Regions from separate parts of the Homo sapiens genome. Here region 1 is linked to region 2. A link is a loop called in an ENCODE intact Hi-C map of the cell type or tissue named here. Cell type or tissue: A673. All regions are shown on one strand. Each heading gives the region's core, and the rest is flanking DNA. Links, peaks and the distances in the headings are about the cores only.

Region 1 (2,500 bases), core at 1-2,500, 480 kb before region 2:
ACCCAGCAGATACTGTGTGAAGCAAGTGATCGGGGTAACACCATCAGTCATAAGACGTTGACACCAAGGACCCAGTGAGACACATCACTTCTCTGGCAGTGTTGCCAGAAATGCAGTCTCATCATGAGAAAATGCTGCACCCAAACTGAGGGATGCTCACCACAGTCCTGGCCAGTGCGTCTCAAGTGTCCAGGTCTTGAAAGACAGGGAGGCTCAGAATTTCCTGCAGGCAGGTGGCCAGGTGATGTGTGTGCACCCTGGTCCACACGGAAGGCCTTCCCACAACCTTGAGGGAGGTGAGGGAGTAGGGGTTTGGGGGCTCCAGGCACAGGTGCTGGGCAGTGGGCCTCAGTGGTCTTGCAGCTCCCCCGTCAGGATTGTTAGCCTTTGGGTTCCTCGTCTGCAGTGATACTGTACAAATCCCAAAAACTCCAGTTACACGATTAAGTGATTGACATGACATGGAGTCGCAAGGCTGACTTGAAAATGACTGTAACTCACAGCACCAGTTTAGCCACTGCAATCTAGAGAAACTAAACATTTCCTCATTTTGAAGGAAAGACTTCTTGGGGAAAGTCAATTTGAGGGTTTGAATGAGAATGAGATGAAAGCTTTAGAAGGTCCTCCCTGTGCCTGAGGTAGATAAACATCTGTATTTTCTCTTCACACGGGTGACGGTGGTGAAAGCATGACATCATCTGACTTGGTCAGCAGAAGTGCTCTGAACCATCCGGAACTTTGGGGGCCTGGGGGCCGTGGGGAGGAGTTTCAGGAAGTTGAAAACAGTATTGGGTGGAATCACACACTTGCAATTTGCTCTGAAAAAGCTACACTTGTTTTGTTCTCAGCTGCACCTGGGGCCCTTCAGCCCCTGCAGGAGAAGAATGGGGCGAGTGATTGGTACGTGGCCTTCCCAGCCTGCAGAGCCGCCTGCTTTGGTTGTAATCATAGGCAAGCTCAGCCTGCTTTGGTTGTAGTCGTAGACAAGCTCAGGTTTCCGCCTCTGCACGTCCCGGTGGGCTCGCCTGGGACTCCCTTTGTCTGTTGTACAAGACTCCACTCTGGCCCCCCCTTTGGAAGAGACGATGTCTCCATCCTCAGGAAGTAGAGAAACACTCTCCGCCACCCTCCATCCTGACCCCCGTGCAGAGGATGAAGTGCTGTCCCAGAAGCCCCCTCTCAGGGGTGCCGTAAGTCTCAGAGAGAGGAGCACCCCGGGGCCTCCGTGGCAGAATCCTGTGAGTGTCTTTGGTTAAAATGTGCAGGAAGTGTTAACTCCTAAGCTGCCAGCAGATGGTGTGCCGAGATACTGTGAAGTCACATGAACTTGATTCCTGTTGGAAAGAACCACTCTGCAATCCTTCGCGTCTACACTTCGTCAAGAACCGTCCAATTTGATTAAACATTCTGGATCGTCAGCGTTCACGGTGGAGCAGACTCCACGACTCGCTGCTCCCATGGGAGGTGTCTCTCTGGGGAAGGGGTCAGTGGTGGTGGAGGATGGCGCGGTGCTCCATTCGGAACCCACAGGTCGCCAGCTTACAGCGTGGGAGCTGTGGAAGGACACATGGAGCAGAGGCGGCTGAGGAGGTGAAAGGCTGAGAGGAGGCTGCAGTGAAACACCTGAGGAAGGCTGGGCAGAATGGATCGGGGGTGTGTATTGGCTGCAGTCACCTCCCCTCTGCTCGTCTGTGTCCACATTCTGTCGTGGTTGAGACCGGATCCTGTGTGGACCGGGTGGGCTGGTGTGGAGTCCTGTCAGGAGACCTGGGGCGGTTTTGAGGCAAGCTCACGGAGGCCTGCCGCAGGGCCCTGCGCTGACAAACCTTTCGCTAGTGACCAGTTACCTTCTGTGTCTGAGAGAAGGCCGTTGTGGCCTGTAGTGATTTTCCTTTTCCCTTGAGATGAAAAGTCATCAAATATCTGGAAGCAAAGCTTAATCTTTCTGAAAGTAGAAACGCGTTTGGATGGAGCCGGGAGGGAGAACTGGGTGCGCGCTTGGCATTTCCTTGCCGGTGTGAATGCGCTTCCCGTAAATATGGCAGAACGCCTTCACCTTTCACCAGATGACGCGGGGGGAATTGGGCCACGGTCCCTGCTGTCATCATGGCATGCTGCAAGCTCTGTGGGCGCTGGTGGCCAGGATGCGGACAACCCCTGCCGCTACGTGTCCTCAAGTGAGCTCAGCTCTTGTGTCGGTGGGAGCTGGCGGTGGGTCCCTGAGCAGAGTGCTGCCGCTGCCAGTCTGCGTTTTCTGCCGAAATGCGTCCCTGAGATTGAGAAAGTTCACACCCTAAGTGTTTTTAGAAGGCTGGGTGCCCTGTTTCCCAGCCAACAGTTGTGACTGTCAGTGGGCAAACACAGTTTGCAATAATTGGCCTGTTGTCTTACAATTTCTGGCTCTCCTCTTTGTGGTGTAGGTCATGTTAGGTGGTGGTCCTTGGTCGTTTGTGCCACGTTCCCTCATGTTCTTGAACTCTGAGTCCCTAGAAACTGACAT
Region 2 (6,660 bases), core at 778-3,277:
ACCGTGGACTCTCCTAGCCACTCAGAGGGGAAGTCAAATAAGAAAAGGGGAAAGCTGAGAGGGAGAAGGCTCCGGGAGGAGAGCATTCTTCCAGTCTCTGCTGATGTGATTTCAGATGGGCGCGGCTCCAGACCATCCCCTGCAATGGCCAGTTACGCAGCCTCTCCGAGCCACTGCCTCTCTGTGGAAGGAGGGCCTGAGGCTGACGGGGAGCAGCCGCCTCGCTTGGCCACTCTGGGACCTGGGGTGATGGAGGGTGCAGCGGAGACTGACCAGGAGGCTCTGTGTGCAGGGGAGACTGGGGCCCAGAAGCCACCTGGAGATCGGATGCTGTGTCCAGGGAGGATGGATGGTGCAGCTCTGGGGGAACAGCCAACTGGGCAGAAGGGAGCCTCGGCAAGGGGGTTCTGGGGACCAAGAGAGACCAAGGCGTTGGGTGTGTGCAAAGAGTCTGGGAGCGAGCCTGCGGAGGACAGCAGCAGGGCCCACAGCCGATCAGAGGAAGGTGTCTGGGAGGAGAACACGCCCCCCTTGGGCCCCCTGGGTTTTCCCGAGACTTCCAGCTCTCCGGCGGACAGCACCACCAGCAGCTGCCTCCAGGGCCTCCCGGACAACCCAGACACCCAGGGTGGAGTCCAGGGGCCTGAAGGCCCCACTCCTGATGCCTCTGGCTCCAGTGCCAAGGATCCTCCAAGCTTGTTTGATGATGAGGTCTCTTTCTCCCAGCTCTTCCCTCCAGGCGGTCGCTTGACTAGAAAGAGGAACCCGCATGTCTACGGGAAGCGCTGTGAGAAGCCGGTGCTCCCGCTGCCAACCCAGCCCAGCTTTGAGGAGGGCGGTGACCCCACGCTGGGCCCAGCCCGCCTGCCCACGGACCTCAGCGACTCCAGCTCCCTCTGCCTCTGCCATGAGGACCCGTGGGAGGACGAGGATCCCGCAGGTCTGCCCGAGTCCTTCCTCCTGGATGGGTTCCTCAATAGCAGGGTGCCTGGCATTGACCCCTGGGCCCCCGGCCTCAGCCTGTGGGCCCTGGAGCCCAGCAGGGAAGCTGGTGCAGAGAAGCTGCCCTCCCACTGCCCCGAGGACGATCGGCCGGAGGCCATTCCTGAGCTGCACATGGTCCCAGCGGCTTGGCGAGGCCTGGAGATGCCGGCCCCTGCCGATGACTCCTCCTCTTCTCTCGGAGATGTGAGCCCCGAGCCCCCCAGCCTGGAGAGAGAACGCTGTGACGGTGGGCTTCCCGGGAACACCCACCTGCTGCCGCTCCGTGCCACGGACTTTGAGGTGCTCAGCACCAAGTTTGAGATGCAAGACCTGTGCTTTCTGGGACCCTTTGAAGACCCCGTGGGTCTCCCCGGCCCCAGCTTCTTAGACTTCGAGGGCACGGCGAGCTCACAGGGGCCACAGAGCCGAAGGACAGAGGAGGCTGCAGGGGCAGGGAGGGCCCAAGGCAGAGGCCGGCCGGCCAAGGGCAGGCGGGCCTCCTACAAGTGCAAAGTGTGCTTCCAGCGCTTCCGCAGCCTGGGCGAGCTGGACCTGCACAAGCTGGCCCACACGCCCGCGCCGCCGCCCACCTGCTACATGTGCGTGGAGCGCAGGTTTGGCTCGCGGGAGCTGCTGCGGGGGCACCTGCAGGAGAGGCACGCGCAGAGCAAGGCCGGGCCCTGGGCGTGCGGCATGTGCCTGAAGGAGGTGGCCGACGTCTGGATGTACAACGAGCACCTGCGTGAGCACGCGGTCCGCTTCGCCCGCAGGGGGCAGGCGCGGAGGTCCTTGGGGGACCTGCCCGGAGGCCTGGAGGGCAGCAGCGCTGTCGCCCACCTTCTGAACAGCATCACGGAACCCGCGCCCAAACACCACAGGGGCAAGCGCTCCGCCGGCAAGGCCGCCGGGAGCCCGGGAGACCCGTGGGGGCAAGAGGGAGAAGCCAAGAAAGACAGCCCGGGCGAGAGGGCGAAACCCCGGGCACGCAGCACCCCCAGCAACCCAGACGGGGCCGCGACCCCAGACAGCGCCTCTGCCACCGCCCTGGCTGACGCCGGCAGCCCGGGCCCCCCCAGGACGACCCCCAGCCCGTCCCCCGACCCCTGGGCCGGCGGGGAGCCCCTCCTGCAAGCCACCCCGGTGCACGAGGCCTGCAAGGACCCCTCCCGCGACTGCCACCACTGCGGGAAGCGCTTCCCCAAGCCCTTCAAGCTGCAGCGCCACCTGGCGGTGCACAGCCCGCAGCGCGTCTACCTGTGCCCCCGGTGCCCCCGGGTCTACCCCGAGCACGGGGAGCTGCTGGCACACCTGGGCGGGGCGCACGGGCTGCTGGAGCGGCCGGAGCTGCAGCACACGCCGCTGTATGCCTGCGAGCTCTGCGCCACGGTTATGCGCATCATCAAGAAGTCCTTCGCCTGCAGCTCCTGCAACTACACCTTCGCCAAGAAGGAGCAGTTCGACCGCCACATGAACAAGCACCTCAGGGGGGGGCGGCAGCCCTTCGCGTTCCGCGGCGTGCGGAGGCCGGGAGCGCCGGGACAGAAGGCCCGGGCCCTCGAGGGCACACTGCCCAGCAAACGGCGCAGGGTGGCCATGCCCGGCAGTGCCCCTGGGCCCGGCGAGGACAGGCCTCCTCCCCGGGGAAGCAGCCCCATCCTGAGTGAGGGCTCTCTCCCGGCCCTGCTCCACCTGTGTTCGGAGGTGGCTCCCAGCACCACCAAGGGATGGCCCGAGACCCTAGAGAGGCCTGTAGACCCCGTGACCCACCCGATCAGAGGTTGTGAGCTGCCATCCAACCACCAGGAGTGTCCCCCGCCGTCTCTGTCTCCCTTCCCAGCTGCCTTGGCTGATGGCAGAGGAGACTGCGCGCTGGACGGAGCCCTGGAGAGGCCAGAGAACGAGGCTTCCCCAGGCAGCCCCGGGCCTCTTCTCCAGCAAGCTCTCCCTCTGGGGGCATCTCTGCCGCGGCCGGGAGCCAGAGGCCAAGATGCGGAGGGAAAGAGGGCTCCTCTCGTGTTCTCAGGGAAACGCAGGGCCCCGGGTGCCCGTGGCAGGTGTGCCCCTGACCATTTCCAGGAAGACCACCTACTTCAGAAAGAGAAGGAGGTGTCCTCAAGCCACATGGTGTCTGAGGGGGGGCCCCGAGGCGCCTTCCACAAGGGCAGCGCCACCAAGCCTGCGGGCTGCCAGAGCTCATCAAAGGACAGGTCGGCAGCATCCACCCCCAGCAAAGCACTCAAGTTCCCAGTGCACCCAAGGAAGGCGGTGGGGAGCCTGGCACCCGGGGAGCTGGCCCGTGGCACAGAGAATGGGATGAAGCCCGCCACCCCCAAAGCCAAACCCGGCCCCAGCTCCCAGGGCAGTGGAAGCCCTCGCCCCGGCACCAAGACAGGAGGTGGCAGCCAGCCCCAGCCAGCCAGCGGGCAGCTCCAGAGCGAGACAGCCACCACCCCAGCCAAGCCCAGCTTCCCCAGCCGGAGCCCTGCACCAGAGAGGCTCCCCGCTCGAGCCCAAGCCAAGAGCTGCACCAAGGGGCCAAGGGAAGCTGGTGAGCAGGGGCCCCACGGGAGCCTAGGTCCCAAGGAGAAGGGAGAGAGCAGTACGAAGAGGAAAAAGGGCCAGGTCCCAGGGCCAGCCAGGAGTGAAAGTGTGGGGAGCTTCGGGAGAGCCCCCTCAGCCCCTGACAAGCCCCCCCGGACCCCTCGGAAGCAGGCAACTCCCAGCCGCGTGCTCCCGACCAAGCCCAAGCCCAACAGCCAGAACAAACCCAGGCCGCCACCATCAGAGCAGCGGAAGGCAGAGCCGGGCCACACACAGAGGAAGGACAGACTGGGCAAGGCCTTCCCCCAGGGGAGACCCCTGCTCAGGCCCCCCAAGAGGGGCACAGCTGTCCACGGTGCTGAACCTGCCGAGCCACACACCCACCGGACGGCCGAGGCCCAGAGTGACCTCCTCAGCCAGCTCTTCGGGCAGAGACTAACTGGCTTCAAAATCCCTTTAAAGAAAGATGCTTCCGAGTAATTTCTAGGAGCAAGAGCCTGGGACCGGAGCTGGGCGTTCCTGTCTCGGCCTGCCTCCTTGGCCAGCTCCGGCTCCCTGAGATGGTCCACTCTGTGGCCACTTGACTTCTTGTGCAACTGCTCAGGCCTTGATGTCAGAGCTGAGGTGGTGATGCTTTGAACAGGGCCCAGGTGGGCAGCATTCCCTTTCTTGCTGGAAGGCTGGGGGTGAAAGACGGGGCCACTGCAGCCCTTTTGAGACCACACAGCTGTTTTCTTGGTACCAAGTACTTGAAGAGACAGCAGCCCATCCCCTCAGCCCACACCCCTGCGCCCTGTGGGCACCGACACCACAGAAGCCAATGTTTGGAGATTTGCACAACCTCCCGTTCCCCCACATGGAGAAGGGAAGTAAGTTGAGGCAGCCGTGGGATGGTGGTAGGTTCCCTCTTAGTCTTGCTGCTGTTGCTGGAATTCCAAAGTGACCTTAGAAACCACGTGGGGGAAGGCAGTGCTCACTACTTAGAAGGGTTGCTTCTGAGCCGCCTGGTCCCCCAAGAGCACAACAGGCCTCCTCCCTCTGACCACAGGGTCATGCCTCCTCCCTCTGACCACAGGGTCATGCCAGCCTCCATTTGCTCTGCGGGAGAAAAGCCCATCTCTAGCACACCTTGACCCCAGGAACCGGGTTCCCGTATGGAACTGGGAAGAAACCGCCCCTGTGCCAGCTCCCGCGGGCCCTCCTCGTTCCCTCCCAGCCTCCATGGCCGCCCTCTAGAGCCTCCCTGCTGTACGGAGCTCTGGGCTCCGCCTATTTGCAATGTTACTCTGAAGTTTCTGGTGCTATTTTTGTGTTGTAATGTGAATACAGGCTTCCTTGATTTTTTTTTTTAATGGGGGTATTGGGTGGGACAGACGGGGTCAGGGAGGCCCCACCATGGCTTGTCGAGGGCACGGGCACCTGCATGGCGGCGCTCTCCCTGCCTCCCCTGCCGGGCTGCAAGCCTGAGGTCTGTGCTGCCAGACGGGGATGCTCAGGGCTGGGGCTGCAGAGCCGCTGCCCTGGCCAGGGCACCCTCATGCACCGACCCAACCCAGGCCTGGGACGCACGTGTCCTCTCACAGCGTCGTGCCTGTGAAGGTGGGTCAAAGGGTGAGAGGGCTTCCTTCTCACCCTTCTCTCCATAAGTATCTTGAAGATCCATGGTTTGTTTTGCTCTATTGTTTAGTTTTTACTTGGGTGCAATGTGTACGTCAAAAGTTTTTATTTTGATATTTGAAAGAGACCAAATCAGGCCCAGACCGCCTCTCTGGAAGGTGTTGTAGGCCATTCAAAACGCCTCCGGAGTGTCGCAAACCAAGTGCGGAGGGGCCCTGAGGTTGTACTGTAAACATCATAGTGACTTGTCTTTTCAAATATATTCCCACTATTTTCGCAGAAAACCTCCAGCTGCGTGACGTCTGTCCTCCCGCCGGCCCCCATCCCTGGTCTGCACCTCCCTGAGCCTCAGAACTTGGCTCCCAGGGTGTCTGCGCCAGCTGCCACTCTCGGGCCACCGTGGGCCAAGGGCCCAGCCGGGGCTGCGGGACCTCGTGCAGGACCCAGTGATGCAGCCATGGCTGTGTCCTAAGAACACCCCTTCAGCAGTGGGTGTTCCAGGTTTTCCAGAAAGGGGCAAGCCCACCCCGGCCATCCTCACTGAGGACCTCCCCCGCCCCCAGGAGGAACACACCACCCCTTCAGCAGTGGGGGCTGGCCCAGGTTTTCCAGAAAGGGGCAGGCCCACCCCGGCCATCCTCACTGAGGCCCCCCCTCACCCCCCAGGAGGAACAGACGGGAGGCTGAGGTGCCCTGGCGCCCCTCCCCCACATCAGAAGCAGCCCGGGGGACCCAGGGAGCGATGGGGCTGGGCTGAGGGAGGATAGGCGTGGGGACTGGGCTCTGCCACCCTCGGGCCTCCCCCCAGGCACCCGTCTGGTGTGAGTTTTCCAGCCTTCACATGCCAGGACGCAGCCCTCCCAGGCTGGGGAGCCAGGCCCCCTCACCTACCCAGAGACGCAGCCTTGTCCGCCTTGTCCCCTCCTCTCTCCCACACTCGGGTCCCTGAAGGTGTCCACACGTCCCTGCCTCAAAGCCTGCTCCCTCATGGCCCTTCCAAGCTTCTCCTGAGACTGTCTTCTGGAATGTTCTGTGGAAGTGCCTGCCACTGACCATCAAGGCATCCTCTCATCTTCTTGGCCAATGGACTTGGTCAGCTTTCACCCCTCCCCCAGGTGGGCGCTGGGCCTCCCCTGCTTTCCACTTGTTGCTGGCGGAACTCACACCGTAAGGGCGTCTGCGAAGGGGCCCAGCGTGGGGAGGGCAGCGCCTGTCCTCAAAGCCCTGCTCTCGGGGTGGATGTCGGACACCGTCATGCCAGCTGCAGGGGCTGGGGGCATGGGGAGCTCTAGACCCCAGCAGAACCTGGGCGGGATCTTACAAATGATTCCCAGCGGGGCAGCCACACCTTCCTGCTTGTTAACACACGGAGATCATGAGGCCGTCAGCAGCACTGCCTCAGTCTCCCGCTCTGTTTCCAAAACTTCCTGGCTCCGGGATGGGGTCCTCAGGGAGCAGAGTGGCTCCATTGAGGGAGCCGCAGGGAAGGGGCCAGGGCCGCAGGAAGAGTGGAACCAG

The links. Hi-C counts contacts between places; a loop is a spot of excess contacts. Peaks named below come from ENCODE experiments on the same cell type or tissue, not always from the same donor. Only the 100,000 strongest peaks of a DNase experiment are listed, where the experiment ranks them.
Region 1: it touches region 2 in a loop (2.9-fold over the local background); 5 of 110 quality-filtered maps call a loop at or near these places.

The regions. Positions count from the first base shown.
Region 1 is chr16:87,955,724-87,958,223 of GRCh38, forward strand. All of the region lies in intron 1 of BANP (BTG3 associated nuclear protein), which reads left to right. Among named protein-coding and RNA genes, the nearest start is that of BANP, 5.5 kb to the left of the region's middle. RefSeq lists enhancers at 623-742, 812-1,754, 1,173-1,232. In A673, for the core only: a CTCF peak has its summit at 1,272 (motif pointing right); a DNase peak (open chromatin) is centred at 1,298; H3K4me3 peaks cover 341 bases; H3K27ac peaks cover 1,715 bases.
Region 2 is chr16:88,435,328-88,441,987 of GRCh38, forward strand. ZNF469 (zinc finger protein 469) reads left to right here. Exons shown (of 3, transcript NM_001367624.2): 3 at 1-5,426. The coding sequence ends at 4,005. Among named protein-coding and RNA genes, the nearest start is that of ZFPM1, 15 kb to the right of the region's middle. RefSeq lists a silencer at 2,123-2,272. In A673, for the core only: CTCF peaks have their summits at 2,241 (motif pointing left) and 2,442; a DNase peak (open chromatin) is centred at 2,174.